Linked DNA regions of Homo sapiens: all the other regions are linked to region 2. Evidence: chromatin loops called from intact Hi-C (ENCODE). Cell type or tissue: psoas muscle. All regions are shown on one strand. Each heading gives the region's core, and the rest is flanking DNA. Links, peaks and the distances in the headings are about the cores only.

What was found. Peaks named below come from ENCODE experiments on the same cell type or tissue, not always from the same donor. Only the 100,000 strongest peaks of a DNase experiment are listed, where the experiment ranks them.
Region 1: a loop joins it to region 2, with 4 times the contacts of the local background. A loop is called at or near these places in 6 of 110 quality-filtered maps.
Region 3: it touches region 2 in a loop (2.2-fold over the local background); 7 of 110 quality-filtered maps call a loop at or near these places.

Annotation. Positions count from the first base shown.
Region 1 is chr2:54,980,620-54,986,031 of GRCh38, reverse strand. It overlaps RTN4 (reticulon 4), which reads left to right. Exons shown (of 9, transcript NM_020532.5): 5 at 3,379-3,517. Among named protein-coding and RNA genes, the nearest start is that of RTN4, 67 kb to the left of the region's middle. In psoas muscle, for the core only: no CTCF peak of the experiment used is centred there; no DNase peak of the experiment used is centred there; H3K4me3 peaks cover 831 bases; H3K27ac peaks cover 2,500 bases.
Region 2 is chr2:54,896,467-54,903,084 of GRCh38, reverse strand. It overlaps EML6 (EMAP like 6), which reads right to left. Exons shown (of 42, transcript NM_001039753.4): 22 at 3,303-3,444; 23 at 1-41. Among named protein-coding and RNA genes, the nearest start is that of EML6-AS1, 150 kb to the right of the region's middle. In psoas muscle, for the core only: a CTCF peak has its summit at 3,057 (motif pointing left); no DNase peak of the experiment used is centred there; H3K27ac peaks cover 1,226 bases.
Region 3 is chr2:54,972,651-54,978,062 of GRCh38, reverse strand. It overlaps RTN4 (reticulon 4), which reads left to right. Exons shown (of 9, transcript NM_020532.5): 6 at 3,299-3,368; 7 at 4,196-4,242; 8 at 4,442-4,500; 9 at 4,865-5,412. The coding sequence ends at 4,907. Among named protein-coding and RNA genes, the nearest start is that of RTN4, 75 kb to the left of the region's middle. RefSeq lists a silencer at 3,400-3,601. In psoas muscle, for the core only: no CTCF peak of the experiment used is centred there; no DNase peak of the experiment used is centred there; H3K4me3 peaks cover 1,193 bases; H3K27ac peaks cover 2,500 bases.

The DNA.
Region 1 (5,412 bases), core at 1,995-4,494, 83 kb before region 2:
CTTTGGAGAATTTCCTAACCCTGACCCCAAATGATCCGAAAATTCAGTTCCTACTGCATTAACTAAGCCTTTGAAATGTTAATTGTTTTGCATAAGGAGATCATTTTTCTTCAAATAGATTGAGATAATTTAAAAACTATTTCTAACTTGTTAGCTTGAAAGTAGGGGAAACAAAGGAAAAAACTATTTGTGGCAAGGTAATATCTGTTTGGGCATATGACTATGTACCTACCTACAACATGATCCAGTTGATATTAATGGGTAAACTTAAATGGATTTACAGACTTTGAAAGAGGAGACCTACTGAATTATTTTGTTTATTGTAAAGACTGGTGATTTTTCTCTGGCTTTCTCTTTGTGATGAAGTAATGATGTTATACAAGTTTAGGGGGAGAGACCAACATTTATTGAATAGCTCCTATGTGTCTAACCTTTTATGTACATATTTTAATAAGTTTATTTTAAATTTGTGATAATTCTGTGAGATAGGTGGTATCACTCCATTTTATGGGGTGATGGGGAAAAAGTTGGAATTCAGTAACTTGAAATTGTAGTTTGAAAATGGCAGAGCCAGCCAAACGTGTTGGCTCATGCCTGTAATACTAGTGCTTTGGGATCCTGAGGCAGGAGGATTGCTTGAAGCCAGGAGTTGGAGACCACCCTGGGCAACATAGTGAGACTCCCATCTCTACAAAAAATTAAAAATTAGCCAGGTGTGGTGATGCATGCCAGTAGTCCCAGCTATTCAGGCAGCTGAGCTAAGAAAATTGCTAGAACCCAGGAGTTCAAGGCTGCAGTGAGCTGTGATCATGCCACTATACTCCAGCCTAAGCAATAGAACGAGACTCTTTCAAAAAAAAAAAAAAAAAAAAAAAAAAGGCCGAGTCATATTATTATCAAGCCACAAATCATAAAGAAGTATGATTTTTAATTAGTTATGCTGAAATATGTAAAAATATTGTCAAGCCAAAACTTCTAAATTTTCTACCGTTCCAATTTTACACATCATTTGATTTTTGAGGTTTTTGGAAAATATTAGTGATTTATTTCCTTCTTAGAAACAACTTTATTCATTTTTTAAACTTTCTTCAAAGAGATGGGTCTCACTGTGTCGCCCAGGCTAGTCTCGAACTCCTGGACTCAAGCAATCCTCCTGCCTCAATGTCCCAAGTAGCTGGGACTACAGGCATGCACCACTGTGCCTGGCTAGAAACACTTTATATTCTTAAAGTCCTTTTATAGTCATTATAAAGTAAATTCAGCCAACATACCAGTTTAAGCTTGTTGGACAGTTTTTCCTAGTACCCCTTAATCATACTAGTAGAGGTGATATTATGTGGTTTGTATCTAATACCTGTGGTTACTGAGTGATGAACAGTGCTGGCATTGTATTAATATCACATAAATGTCAGTTGAATTAGTGTAAATATCTACAGGATGTCATTGATGGGGAGTACTGTCTTTATGGCTTCTGCTTAGGCATCTTGTCTTCAGCAAGAACAAGTAACAGTGGTACAAAGAAGCAGAATACCAACCAGGGTTATATCAGCCACTTTCCTATATTTCTCAAATTTGGGTAAACAAATAATTGCTGGTTTAAATATCAGTGCGAGTATTTGAGTATTTTTAACTTGATATTAATAATTCAGTTTTTTGTTAATAATTGTCTAACAGTGTGTTAGACCATGTATTAGTAAAGATACATTCCTGGTCCATAACAGCTTATACTCTAGTAGGAAAAATATACAAGTATACATGTGTCTATATTTCAGAGCTGAATCTAGTAAATACTATAAGACTAACACAAAAGAAAGCATTGTTAGAATTATACAGGAGTGAGAGAGAACATCAGGGTTTTATGAAAGAGATTGGCAGATAAGGCTCTATGTATGGGTGAGATTTGAGATGGGGCTAACTGGCTAAATAAGGTATCACCAGAGGTAAGAGAGCATTGCAGATTGGGAAAACCATATGATTAATAAGGGCTACATTAAGGTTAAAAAATACTTAGTGAATGACTCATTTCTGGCTGCAACATAAAGAGTAGTTGGAAGTAAGGTTGGAAAGATTTAGGAGGATGTCCCTGGTTGAAAAGTTGGAGTCATAGAATCACAGAATGTTTGAGCCTGAAGGAACTGAGGAAAGTCTGTTTCTCAAATTTACAGAGTTGGAGCACTTACCCAGAGAAGTTAAATGCCTTTTGCAATGTTGTATAGCTAGGTAGTGGCAGGTCTTCTAACTCTTGCTTGAGTTCAGCCTAGACAGCACTATCTAAGATAGCTCACATAAGGTTATTCTGGCATTGGCTGACGGAATGGATTTGGATGCAGGCAGATCAGAGATTGGTTTGGAGAGTGATAGAATATTCCAGCTCGTAAATAGTAAGTGCTTAAAATAGAGTGATGGCACTGTGAATAAAAACCAGGAGACATATTTGGGGCATGTTGCAGAGGTAAAACTATGGGACAAGGAGTTGTCTAAGATGTTATTTCCACTGTAAGAAACTGGCATCCTGAGACATAGGGAGGTTATGAGGACTACTTCCAACAGATACGAGGGAACACTCAGCACTTCTGAGTTGGTTGTACCCTGCCAAGATAAAATGGCTTCTTTGAAACAGTAATGAAACTGTTTCTTACATTCCTGTGGACTTGACTTTTTCCCCAGTATAGTATTTTTATTTATTTATTTATTTATTTATTTATTTATTACCAATACAATACTTTTAAATTTAACAATTTTAGCCATCTCGGTATGGATTAAAACATCTAGATGATGTAACTCTTATGTTTTGCTAGGATTGCTACTGTGCTTTTGGCAGCCACTTTACAATCTGGTGCTTGACATATTGAACAATTTCCCCTAAAGGTTAGTCTGAGAGAGTTTAGGATTTGGAAATGAAAAAGATCTTTGTTAGGAAAACGTGATGAGACAACATAGTGTCAACTTTAAGAAAAAAAAAAAAACAACCATAGTCATAACTACCATTTACTGAGTGCATCCTTGTGCTCAGTTGCATTAGGCACTTTTCTCACTGAATTCTCATGATAATCTCCACTTTATAAATGAGGAAACTAAGTTTAGAGGGAAGAATAAATAACTTTGCAAAATTACCTAGCCAGGTAAGTGGCAGAGCATCAGATTCAAGCCCAGATCAGTCTGGCTTCAAAGTGTATGCTTTTTCTGTGCTAGTCAGCAGACAGTGCATATCAAGGAAATACCCCTTACTGCTGAGTTTTTATATTGCCCCTAATTTGGAAACAGTTGGCTTTTATAGTAGAATATTTTCTTAATTTCTTACAGATATATAATTTCTGATTGACATTTAGGGGAAAATCACTCCAATTAGTGACAATTATGATGTGTTTTGTTTTCTAGGGCATATCTGGAATCTGAAGTTGCTATATCTGAGGAGTTGGTTCAGAAGTACAGTAATTCTGCTCTTGGTCATGTGAACTGCACGATAAAGGAACTCAGGCGCCTCTTCTTAGTTGATGATTTAGTTGATTCTCTGAAGGTAAGTTTATTTTGCCTTTCATTTTTGATATACCCAGAATTTAGTATCAAGAGAGTTGAGTGTAAAATTCTGTTCTTCTATATTCAAGTAAATGATAAATATTAATTAAATCACATGGCTGTAAACTTGTGTTTTAAAATTCAGAATCCAATCAAATAAGGATGAAGAAGTGCTATTCCCTTTTTTTTTCTGGTCATACTTAATACAGAGAGTCCTGTATTCCTTTTTAAAGGAGAATAAGTTATAAATCATACTTGTGGGCCGGGTGTGGTGGCTCACACCTGTAATCCTAGCACTTTGGGAGGCCGAGGCGGGTGGATTACCTGAGGTCAGGAGTTTGAGACTAGCCTGGCCAACATGGAGAAACCCCGTCTCTACTAAAAATACAAAATTAGCCAGGCGTGGTGGTGCATGCCTGTAATCCCAGCTACTCAGGAAGCTGAGGCACAGGAGAATCGCTTGAACCCGGGAGGCAGAGGTTTCGGTGAGCTGAGGTCACGCCATTGCATTCCAGCCTGGGCAACAAGAGTGAAACTCTGTCTCAAAAAAAAATTATATATATATATAGTAATACTTTCGGAAATCATAAAGATTAAAAGGAAAGGAAATTAATCGGAATTTTGACTATAAGCATAAAGATCGTCTAATGCATTATCAGATTTATTCATTCTGACTTTGCTTTACAGTCTAGCACTTATGTACATGAAAGCTATTTCATATCTTGGACTCTTTCTTATTCTAGATAAGATTTAATATTCTGAAACACTTCAACTAATCTTCAACTGGTAATCATTGGAAGTTTTTCTTTAGTTTTTGGATCTCGCTACATAAGCAGCTGTTAAGAGTCTCACCTTGCAAATAAACTCTCCCAAAGTTCTGACTGACGAAACAGGCACTAAACCACAGTTGTGTAATTTAAGCCTGAAGCACTGGACCTGTAGTGCTTTTCTTTTTCATAGAACTTGTCATTTGTGTTGTATATGCTCTTTCCTGTGACTCTGCAGAAAACAGGCAGACTTGTTTCCAATCTAAGCCTGGGCAGAAATGTAGTGGTGGTAATTCTCATAATTTTTCATTTTTCATTTCCAAGAGAAATGTTCTAGTTTATATTTATCACACATGCCAAGGATATAGTAGTAATAAGGTGACTGGGCCTTTAGACTCAGAAAAACAATTTCTGAACTGGTCAGAATAGGTTTAAGTGCTTAAAGTGCTTTTTAAAAAAAAAAAACAAAAACATTTTAGCCTTTATAACCTAGTAGTTGATACGTTATTTTCAGCTGTTTGCGTCTCTGGGCTTACAGGTATGAGCCACTGCGCCCAGCCGCATCTCTTATTTTTATTTATGACTTGGAACTTAAGTTACTTCCTAATAACATCAAGGGTAAATAATGTAGTTTCCTTTTATTACTTACCTCTTTCGTATAGAGTGGTTGCATTTAGTGACTAAATCTGTAGTGGTGTTTTAAAATGATCTGATGTTAGTCTGTAAATAAAAAGATTACGGTTATGTTGTTTGGCATGCTTGGTTAATAAGTTTCAAAAGAGATCAACTAAAAATATTTTGGAGCAAATGAAATAGAACCTTGTACATACAGCCTAGAGGAAACCAGTTCCTATTCATGTATTATTACCTTCTATACGTAGCTGACTTCTAGGGTAGAACATGTGTGAAAAGTGATTGAGGAGGAGGTACTGATGCCGCTTAAGATGGATGGTTTGTGGGTAGGAATTGACTGAGAAGAAATACTGTCTGTAAGTAGTAATTCAGAGCTTCAAACAGCAAAGGACCATCTCTGAATTTAGTAGTCAAAGATTGGTGGGGGAGAGAGGTGACTTCAAAGAAAAGCCTGGTGAGCTTAGGGGAGAGGAGAGATGCTTGTTGTTTTTATAGA
Region 2 (6,618 bases), core at 1,751-4,250:
TAAGGCTTTCCCATCAGGGGAAAAGGCACAGCATCTTCCACCTACAGAAGAATCCACAAAAAACACTTATTATCCAAAACTTCACTGTCAAGCAAACCACATGAAAAGATGAAGAAATCTGATGATGTGCATTATGTATGGACACGTGACTGCCTTTAAATTGACACTACACTTGTGAGAACTAAAACTTCCTAATTTAAGACACCTCTTGTCTGGGCGCAGCAGCTCATGCCTGTAATCCCAGCACTTTGGAAGGTCGAGGCAGGTGGAACTCTTGAGCCCAGGAGTTCGAGACCAGTCTGGGCCACATTCCGTAGGTTAAAAATTAGTTGAAAAGTTATTTTTTGTAGAGGCGAAACCCACCCTGTACAAAAAGTAAAGAAATAAGCTAGGTGCAGTGGCTTATGCCTGTAATCCCAGCACCTTGGGAGGCCAAGGCAGGTGGATTGCTTGAGCCCTGGAGTTCAAGACCAGCCTGGGCAACGCAGCAAAATCCCATCTCTACAAAAAATACAAAAATTAGCCAGGAATAGTGGCACATGCCTGTAATTCCAACTACTCAGGAGGCAAGGTGGAAGGATCACTTGAGCTTTGGAGGTGGAGGGTGCAGTGAGCAGTGATCATGCCATGGCACTCCAGACTGGATGACAGAGGGAGACCCTGTCTCAAGAAAATAAAATTAAGTATCTCTTCTCCCCAAGTCCAAGGAAAAAGATCATAATATCAAAAATACATTTTCAACTTCCATGAGGTTTATTCATTCATTTATGAGTATTTAAATACCTGGGGTTTCCAAAAAATAAGTGGGGTAAATGGAGAAAAGGAGTATAGGGTTAATAGGACCAGTATCTTTGCTTCGAAGAAAAGAGGTAATATTTAAGAATAGGAGTTCTATAATAAAATTTCCAGAAACCATTTTTTTTAAATATTAAGCCTTACATACAACTTGCTTTAGAGGACCTCATTCTTTTAGTTGCTCCAATTCTCTGATCCACGGATTGTAATGTATAACTCTAGAGGTGAAAGATGTTGTTCTTGCCTCTTCTGTCACGCGAAGAATGGAATCTGAACATTCTCCCAAGGGGTTTCTGGAAAACTAATTGGCACTAGGGTGATGGTGCTCCATGAACCATGTTCTCTACTCCTTTGTAGGGTCACAAAGACATTTCTGAATCAGGAGCATGGACTTTGCAAAGGTATGTCTAAAAGGAAACTGATTCAAGAACATGCCTACCCTCTGCCACCATTCTTATTGTCGAGCGTTGTAAGCACACCCCAGGGATAGGACAGCCAGGTGGCCTTGTGCCAGGGCATTTAATACCGAGCCTCTTTACCAACTCCTCTGTTCATGGTATGCTGAAAGCTGTGTTCATGCTCAAAACTGACGTGCCAGTACTGAGACAATGAAAATACAAGCCTGCCCTTGAAGAGCATCATCAAGATTAGGTTAATCACAATCTATCGTACAGACCAAGACACGTTTGAGAGTGAAAAGGAAAGCTATTAATAATTATACCAGAACAACAGGGGTAAACTGGGTTGAATGGTTATCCTATCTAAGATGGGTCAATAGTTGTTCAACTAATTTTTAACTTAGAGAATAAAGTCCATTCACTGACATTCAAGTCCTTCACAGTGAGGACTTGGCCTATCATTCCCCCGATATAAACTAGTAGCCAAAATGATTCTAGCCTGTAGTGATTACGAGCATGGGCTTTGGACTTAGATTTGGGAAATCCTGCCTCCACCATTTACCAATCCCCAGGAGCCTAGTGTAAAGACAGGCAACACGGCAGAGGGAAATAGTGTTAAGCAGTGGCCACAGGTGTGTTCTCACAGTCACACTGCATGGGTTTGAATTTGGTTCCATTACCTACTAAATGTGCAAACTAATTAAGCTTCCTGTGCCTCAGTTTTCTGATTTGTAAGTGGCAATAATAATAGCCTTACTCATGGGGTTCCTACAAAGACTACATGGAAAGAGCTGGCATAGTTGTTGGCTCAGCCATATTAGCCACCATCACTATTGTTACTACTGTTTTGACACCTTTCTTCATTTTATTACCCTAGAATACAATCCTCATGTCTGCTTATAAAATTACTCAGTACAAATATTTTAGGGTCAGACCTCAATTTCATCCTTCCCTCTTAAGAACTTTTACAGATCCTTCAAGCCTCAGCTCGTCACCTCTCTGATGAAGCATTTCCAAGCAGTAGATGTCCTCTGAGGCTCCAGGGTACTTTGTGCCAAATATCTTTAGTTTGTCCTTTCACATCCCCTTTTTGCCCTTGTCCACCCTGCTCTGTGCCTGAAGCTGGTCTGCATGGAGAGCATCAATGGGCTCCCTTGTCCTCTGGTTTCAGGTTGACTTTGGCCAACGGGGAGCACTGGTGGGAAATTAGAGAGATGGAGGAAGAATAGGGAGGCCGGGCCATTTATTTCCCTGGCTGCCTCCCGCAGGGTCACTGCATGCTGGCAGAGTCCCCTGCTATCAGTCGTGGCTTCTCTCAGGCTGCCATCTCATGTGGCTCTCATATTCAAGGTTGCAGCAATTGTCCTCTCCTCCTGTCCCTTCAAGCCCAGGGCCAGTGAGAGCAGCCGCCATTACTAGCTGCATAGTGCTGCACTATCCCTGGTCATTTCCTCATACCTTCCCCATCCCTTTATATAAATAGTCCCATTTTAAAGACTCTCCTCGAATTACCCAATTTGAATGGATATGTTGCTGAGACTCTGTTCAAGTCCTGTCTATCTCTGACACTAGAGATGGGACCATTCATCATGGGATCCCCTGTGCCTGCCACACAGAAGCTACTTAATAAATGTTTGCTGAATTTGTACCTCTCAGTACACCTCATAGTTCTAGTGCATTTAGGTGTTCAAGACATATTTACTCATTTCTTAAGTATTATATTTCTATATAATTGATGTTTGTTTTCAAGTCATAAAATAAGTTCTGGAGACTGTTACAAAATAAATAGCATTCTTTAAAAGCTGATGAATTTCAATTGACTCCCACAGCTCTCAATGAGAAGAGGAAGGACATATTGCCCCCAGGTGGCAAATATCTGTGCAGTGCAAGGAAAATGAAGTGAAAAATGGAGCTGGATTAGGCCAGCCTTCTGGCATAATTCTACATGTGCTTAGTTATGACTGTAGCAACCAATATAAAATTCTCATTGCCCAGCATATTTATGGGCATATAACACGTGCCCTCAGTAAATATTAACTGAGTGAATAAATATGACACATTCTGTTACTTGTAAATACTCTGACAGATGTGTAAGGTGGTGTTATGTACCTTTTTTGAGTTTCCGTACTGCCAGCATACGGTGCTGGGCAGATAGTTCCCAGATGCGAAGTGTTTTATCATCGCTCACTGTTGCACAGATGGGCAGGAGAGGGTGAGCTGCCAACCCCCACACTTCTCCTTCCATGTGCCCCTGTGGGAGAGGAAAAGGGGCAACATAAACTCTACTTATGCTGTTTGGCTAGCCCTTCTTTAGCCTGGTGCTACATATTCAGTCCAAGAGTACCACAAAAAAGCACAAATAGGAATAAACACACTTTGAGCTTCCTTGAACCAAAATCATCACCCGAAATAATTTTTTCATTTAAACTTGAATCTACAGCTAGACCTACACGATGCTAAATCATTCATTTGCAAAGCAAAACATGAACTCATTGCTTATTGGTTTTGTTTATATGATGCCAAACATCTTTCCATTTAGAAACATCCAGGTAAATGGTGAAATGCCTGCTTTTCTGTTGTTTCATACTAAATAAACATAGTATATATGTACCCTCCTAGTAAAGCAGCTTAATCACAAGGACACAAACCACTTCCTTCAGTTAAATCATATTCTAAAAGATGCAGGTACGACCCATTCATGTCAGTGAAATTGAAGAGCAATATTCTAATTATTTATGCAATTTTAGTCCTTTGAATGTGTAGCATTCGGCAGAGCAGAAGTAAAGGAAGCTAAATTTTCATTTCAAGCGTCCTCGGTGTAGCCCAGGTTCTGCGTCTGTTCACAAATTGGTCTGTCCATGTGCCAACAATGAACATCAAAAACTGAAAGGTGCTTAATAAGCACTGGACCAATTCCATGTATCTGTATCTTATCACAAACACACTTGGCTGGCTTAGAATAATAACTAAGAGAAAGCAGTATTTTTTTATAACGAACACTTAACAGGGAGAAAATGAATTTGATTCTCATAATTTTTCACTCTATAATGCAGTGTGTAAAGATTAGTGCTACAGAGCAATAAAACAGACCAGATTAACTGTTTACTGAATTTTGGCTTTTTAATGGCTAATTACAAAAAGGCTTTGCTTAGTAAAGCAAAAAGGAAGCCCACACACAGGCATCTGAAAGGTGTTTGTAGCTGGAATGCTTTGGGGAACAGGTGGCTTTCCAAAGAGAAATTGGATGATTCCAATTTAACTGAGAAGCTATTTGAGCAAAACAGTAATTTGGCAGAAGATGTAAAGTTCCAAATACAACTGACATTCAAATATGAGAAAATGAGGGCTGAAGGATACAGACATTGTTTTTGAATTTATTGGATTTGAGGACACCCTACATCCCCGGTTTTCTAGCCTTCTCTTTGGAAGCCTCCCAGCCCCAGAGTCACAGTCAGGGTACAGCTCAGGGGTCAACCTCACATCTTCCCAGACTGACTCTGCTTGAAGCTCTTCTATAGACTGAGCCCCTTTGTGTATTTTAGTTAAGAACAAGATTGTGGGACCCAGAGATCCTTTTAAACCACTGCCTTATATTGACATCAAAATTGTATTTCCTTAATCTGTTTATTTTAATCCCCGTGTAACACAGGATCGGACAGTAAGCGAGGCAGGCTTGAAGGACCTTGAATGGCTCAAGGAAATGGGCTTAGGATCCTGCTTTGCTGCTGATCACCCACAAAGCTGATCATAAACAGCTGTACAACTGCGAGCTGACTGCTTCAAAGCACACATGACGGGAAATGCCACAACCCATCACCTGCCATTCTCCCCTCCCCCAACCTTATTTTCTCTTAAAAAATAAGCAGTCTATTCCAACTGTGATTGGATTGCCGTGCCACCAAAACCGGCAAAGTGGATCTAAAATCTTCTTCCGGCAGGACAGCCCATCGTCTCACTCACACTGCCTCTACAGTTCCTTCACTTTCCCTTGCTGTCTCTATCATCTCTCAGAACAGGACTGTGACACGGTCCTGGGCAAGCAGGAAGCCCTTATTCCACTGCACATATACACAGCACAGAGCAGACCTGGGCAGGAGCCCAACAAACATTGACTGAACTGAAATAATGAGATCCACCTAAGAGGAAATAGCAAATGAGAGAGCAGAAGACGAAAAAAAGATGCTGAAAAAAAAAAAAGGGAGAGAATGGTACACATGTAGGTGGCAAAGATGGTAACTAACATCTGGTCTGAAGCTTCCAGCAGCTCAACCAGCCACCCCATAGCTCAGGGGCTTTCCTGAAGTGTCCAAGCTAAGAGATGTGGGGAACAGCCTGGTGAGGTGAACAAGGGCTCTGGCAAACCTTGGTTGGAATCCCAGCTCTGCAGTTCTTAGCATGTGACTGTGGGTAATTTTCTGGGCTTTAGGTCCCTCATCTATAAAACAATGTAACAGAGCCAATCTGTTGTGGAGATGAGACAAATGTCGTACAACGGTATTGCCTGACACAGAGTAGGTGCTCAATATATGATTGCTGTGGTTATTTTTCTTATTAGAGCAATAGAAACAAACATAGGAAAGAATAGAATTGTAGAGAATTAAGAAGTGAAAAGCCTTGGTCAAGCATAAAACATATTTAAACCAAACTACCTCAAGTGTAACAAAATAAGAGAGAAAACAAAGTTTAGATCTTACAGTATTATTTAAATCATATTGGGGCATAAATCTTCTAAAATATCTAGCAATATAGCATACATGGAAACAATTTACATTCTCAAACATTTGGAGATTAAAAAGTAAATAAATACTTTTCAGTAAAATTAAATTAGAAGTTATGGCCAGAAAAAAAAAGATTTAGTTTGGAAGAAAACAACAAAAGCAAGAACAGCTGGAGAACAAAGACCTCATTGCCTCAAGGATGCATCTCCAGCCTAGTTCTCTAGCCTGGCTGCAAGGCACGACCAGCTGCAGAGCTTTCGAGGTTTGTTTTTAACATAGATTTTTTCTTTTAAAAACACAGACTTGTTCAGGATATCCAGGGTGGGATTTGGGCACCTGTGTTTTTAAAGCCTTGCAGTGTCCTGAGCCATAGTGTATATGCACATGTGTTTCCATGATACAGTAAGTCAGAGGGACCCTCTCAGTGGGATTTGGGGATTCACTCGTAATACAGCAAGCCTGCAGGCATCAATCACTCAGAGATCAAGGCAAGGAGGGGAAGCTCCTGCACTGGAATCTTGGAAGTTCTGACTGCTCATATGATCAGTGCATTTTCTTTTCTCTCCAACTTCTGAACACACATCCTTCACCCCTCACCATGCCTCTTCCACCTAAATATGGTCTTATCCATCACCAAACTGGGCAGGACTACCTAACGCACCTCCACATCCTACCACATCCCCATCCTTGAGGTGAGATTTTATCAT
Region 3 (5,412 bases), core at 1,995-4,494, 75 kb before region 2:
CCTTGCTTATTGCCTTTTGGCGGGGGCAGTGAAGGAGGAGCCTGGCCTTTCAAAATGTGATCAAAAAAATAACCAAACTCCAGGGCTCATTAGTCCTTTTATAAACACCGGTGTGAAATGATGGGTATCCGTGTGCCTGGTCCAAGTTTCCTGGTGGTTGACTTGGGCGAATAAAAATAAGACATGTTCTGCAGAGTTCTCCTTTTAAATTCTTGTGTAATATTCCGTTTGTTTTGCTCCTTTGCAATTAACTACAAACTTCTAAGTCCTAGAAAAGATTTCAAGTATTTATAGAGTGAGCAACGATCATTTTCCTAGTCAAATAGTATGGCAAAAATCACTGTTTTAAAAAGTTGTGGCATTAAACTATAAATCCTCCCTCCCCTCGCTTCCCACCCGCAATTATGAAAGAAAAGCATATGACAATGCCTACTGGGCTCAGCTTTTGGGCTAATTGAGTCTGACTGAGCCTTCTTAGCAGGTTCCTGTCTTTTGAAACCTCAAATCCCAAAAAGCTGTCTAATAATTTTACTTTTTTAGGGACTAAGACCAGGTATTTTCAGCAGAGGTTCTTACTTTTCTGTAATTGAGGCGCAACTATAATGTTCCAGAACACAATCTTAAATCTGAAAGTGAGAGGAAGAAAAAAAAAAAAACGGCCTGAGCTCCAGAAATAGCTGACCCAGAAGAACACTAAAATCTAGCTCTCAGGCTCATAGGCAGCTGTTAACATTCACATTTTGACAGCTTCCTTTCAGGTTTCTTGAGCTCTCAGAAAAATTAGAAGGAAGTGGGCTGGGGATATAGAGAGAGTCCAAACTACCAACTAATGAATGAATCTGAAGGAGACACAGAAGGGCAAGTAGAGTTTAGAGTTTGAGAGTGCAGGAAAGTTTTGAAATGGTCAGAACTGCCAGAGTAATTTCTGAGATCTTACTAAGCACTCTCCCACCGTTTGCCTTAAAGATACCCCTTCCCCCAAATTGAAACATCACAAATCTGCAGAGCTCTTTAATCAGGTGTGTTATACACAGTGAATTTAATTCTCTTATTGCCCTGGAAGAAAGATAAACCAGATGTGGCCCTTGCCCCTTTTCAGTAAGTATTTGTTAGATCTTCATTACATTTTAGGCCTCCTTCCTCCAGTCTCGATACTGTGCAATGGAGAGATAAGCTTTGACCTCTTCAGTTAATAAGTATTGGCTATAATGTTGCAAAGTATTTGCCATGGAATCGTGTAGAATTTGTTAAGTCCAAAATGAGAGCAGCCTGTTTGCTTCTTTAAAGTGTTTATTGACCTTATTCCTGCCATGTTACAAATCCATCATTTGTGGTGGATTCCCATTAATAATGGTTACTCTCTAGGTTAGTTCTTGCTGCCACCCCTTTCTCTCCTGGTGGTGTGTTCCCTGAATACACTTAACCACTATTTCTGTTTTGGGCCGCCGAAGTATTCAGTTTTCTCAACATAGCTGCAACATTTAAAAATTATATGATAGCACACAAAAGTGTACATTTCTGGCAACACTGGCCTGGAATATTTGCATGGCCACAGCGTATGGAGCAGGGTTGTAAGTGCCCCTTTGAGAGGAAGAATGCATATCACTGTGTGCCTCAGTTCTCTCCCAGCCTCTCACATACATGTATGTCACCTGCCTGGCCCTAAGGACATTTGAGACCTCCCTGTGTTCTTCTCTTTGTCTTGGGATAGCCTGGCTTTTAGGAAGTGTTCTCAAAGAGGCAAGTGACATTTGAGCCCCTACAGTGGCTCAGGTGTGAAGTCTTGGGCTTTTCCCCTGTGGACTTGGAGTGAAGCCTTGTCAGTGACTGTAATGACCAAATGAGGAGTTATTTTAGCTTGTGTTTGTTACTATCTTCTGTCATGTTAAGGGCATCTTCGTTGCTAGAGTAATTTCTTCTAAAATATGGAAGGTCAACACTTTTCCCTTTAGACTTGTGGATAGTGATGGATAAAAATAACTCTCTTACTCTATAGTAAACTTGCTCAAGTGCAAAAGTTATATTTAGCTTCAGCAATAGGAGTCTATAAAACTGTGAGAGAAAAGCCTTACTAACTGAAGTCATCCTTCAAACCTTTCTACCAGGGGTTCCAATAGCAATTGCTAAGAATACGGCAGCTTAAAAAAATTTTTTTTCAATTGACAGATATTAAGAATGCCTGATATTTACTGACTTGAACATTAGTTAAATTCAGTTAGGGTGACCAGAGTGTTGCTATTTGTAGAACTGTTGCTTGGTAGAGTCATCCAAAGTGTCTTCCTAAGCTGTAATAAATATGCTTACTAATGTTTGACTGCTTAATTAATGGTCAGTAAGCATTCAGTCAGAGTTCGTTTAATACATGGAGAAAGATATATGCTTTAGATCAAGGGTTAGCAAACCACTGCTTGTTTGGGCCACGGCCTGTTTTTGTATAGTGTGGGAGCTAAGAGTGGGTGGTGTACATTTTTAAAGGGTTATGACAACGACACAGAATAATATGAGACACAAACCCTATGTGGCCCATAAAACCTAAAATTCTACTGTCTGGCTCTTCACAGAGAAAGTTTGCTGATCCCCGCTTTAGATAATGGGGGTGCTCTACTACTCCCCTTTTCATTTATAGTGTTACATAAGCCTAAATAATCACTGTAGCTGGTGGCATCATGTTTGTTACCTACTAAGTAGGTCAAAGTGATTGCCAGACATACACATGAAGGCCTTGAATTAGAAAGCAAAGGAACTGATGATGACCAATGTTTAACAAAATTCAGACTGACTTTGTGCCTGATCCTTCAAAGGCTAGAGGTGATATTTTTGGTACCTGAAACGTAATTTCCCTGATAAGTACTCTTTGCCCAATTATTGCTTATCAGCTGAGATATTAATGTCTGAATTATTCAGCTCATATATCTTCAAGCACTCAACTAGTTCATACTTTGAAATCAATTCTAATAGACAATTCTCATAACACCTTTATAGTCTTCCCATTTAAAAGGTAAATGTTGTTAGGGCTGGAGGGGTAAGATGCACCCTTGGTATATTGTCTGATCTCAGCAGAATCAACTACTTGGTAGTGTAGTCCAGAGAAAATGGGTCAAATCTATTAATTATTTTAGGATTTTGAAATTCATAATTGAGACTCGTGACTTAATAGTGAACTGCTCATGGTACTTTACCCAGTCTTCAAGTTGTATGCCTTTTGTAGGTAGGCATTTAGATGGGATGCTTTTGAAAGCATAATTAAGAAACTTTACTTGAATTTTGTTTATAATGGGCTAATGTTATTTTCTTATAGTTTGCAGTGTTGATGTGGGTATTTACCTATGTTGGTGCCTTGTTTAATGGTCTGACACTACTGATTTTGGGTAAGTCTACAAAGCCATTGGGATGAAAAATTGCTGGAAAGATTGTGTGCCAGGAGCTTAGACATTTTAGTGGAGAATATTCTCATTGTATGAAAAGTAGGGGATGAAAATGTGGGCCGGGCGCGGTAGCTCATGCCTGTAATCCCAGCACTTTGGGAGGCCAAGGTGGGCGGATCACCTGGGGCCAGGAGTTCGAGACCAGCCTGGCTAACATGGTGAAACCCCATTTCTACTAAAAATAGAAAAAATTAGCTGGGCGTGGTGGCGCACGCCTGTAATCCCAGCTACTCCGGAGGCTGAGGCAGGAGAATCACTTGAGCCCAAGAGGCAGAGGTTGCAGTGAGCGGAGATCGTGCCATTGCACTCCAGGTTGGGCAACAAGAGTGAAACTCCATCTCAAAATAAGTTTGAGGTTGTATTCTCTTTAAATAAGTTGGTGATACTGCTTCCCGGTTTATTGAAATGCTACCTTAGTTGCTGAAGACAGCTCCTACTAACAAACAGTGATAAACCAGATAAAGGGTGGCTTTATATGATGGTGCAGTCATAAATCTAACCAGGGATACCTTTATTTTATGAAATCTCACTGTGATATGATTTGAAGCTAGAAATGGTTCCTAGCTCTAATAACTGCAGCCTCACACAGTTCATTCATTCCTCTGGAGTGGCTCCTCAACAGCAGATGCATCCAGAGATCCTTATGTTTTTATTCATTCATTAGGAACACTGCTTGGTTATCTTGAGTTGCCAGTTTAATAGTTTTTTGAGTGTTTATTCCTCCCAAATCATTCCGTTCTTTTTGAAAAGTTGTATATTTCCCTTTTCAGCTCTCATTTCACTCTTCAGTGTTCCTGTTATTTATGAACGGCATCAGGTAATTTCCTAACTAACTGCTGACTTCAGAATAGAGCACTCACTCTATTACATGGGATTTACGGATGTATTAGTGCCCATTTTCAATGTCTTACAAAAATGAGAAGTGTGATGGTTTCTTAAGCCTTTAGCTTGACACATAGTAGTGGTTAATAAGATTCTTTAGCAACGGTAATAATTCCTTTATACCTCTCTTTCAGGCACAGATAGATCATTATCTAGGACTTGCAAATAAGAATGTTAAAGATGCTATGGCTAAGTAAGTATTTAAAATCTGCAGTGTTTTTACTAGGATAAGGTGTGCTGGATTGTGAGAACAGTATTTTCATATTGCAGGCATAATGAGTAACAAATCTCTATCAGACCTTAAGTGTGACTTCAGAGTTGCCAAAAGATTGTTTTTCTAACATTTGGACCATTCGTTTCTGGGTTTATTATGTGTTTAAGGCTTTGTTTAAATCTAATTCATGAGGCCAAGGTGGCAAAATTATAGCTTAGAATTAGGCAGCTTTAAGGATTTCATTTATTGTATTAGCTGAATAACATACAAGTAGTTCTTGGAAGATGGTATTTTAAGCAGCAGCAAACAAAACTGATATTTACATTGACTTTTTCATTTTCAGAATCCAAGCAAAAATCCCTGGATTGAAGCGCAAAGCTGAATGAAAACGCCCAAAATAATTAGTAGGAGTTCATCTTTAAAGGGGATATTCATTTGATTATACGGGGGAGGGTCAGGGAAGAACGAACCTTGACGTTGCAGTGCAGTTTCACAGATCGTTGTTAGATCTTTATTTTTAGCCATGCACTGTTGTGAGGAAAAATTACCTGTCTTGACTGCCATGTGTTCATCATCTTAAGTATTGTAAGCTGCTATGTATGGATTTAAACCGTAATCATATCTTTTTCCTATCTATCTGAGGCACTGGTGGAATAAAAAACCTGTATATTTTACTTTGTTGCAGATAGTCTTGCCGCATCTTGGCAAGTTGCAGAGATGGTGGAGCTAGAAAAAAAAAAAAAAAAGCCCTTTTCAGTTTGTGCACTGTGTATGGTCCGTGTAGATTGATGCAGATTTTCTGAAATGAAATGTTTGTTTAGACGAGATCATACCGGTAAAGCAGGAATGACAAAGCTTGCTTTTCTGGTATGTTCTAGGTGTATTGTGACT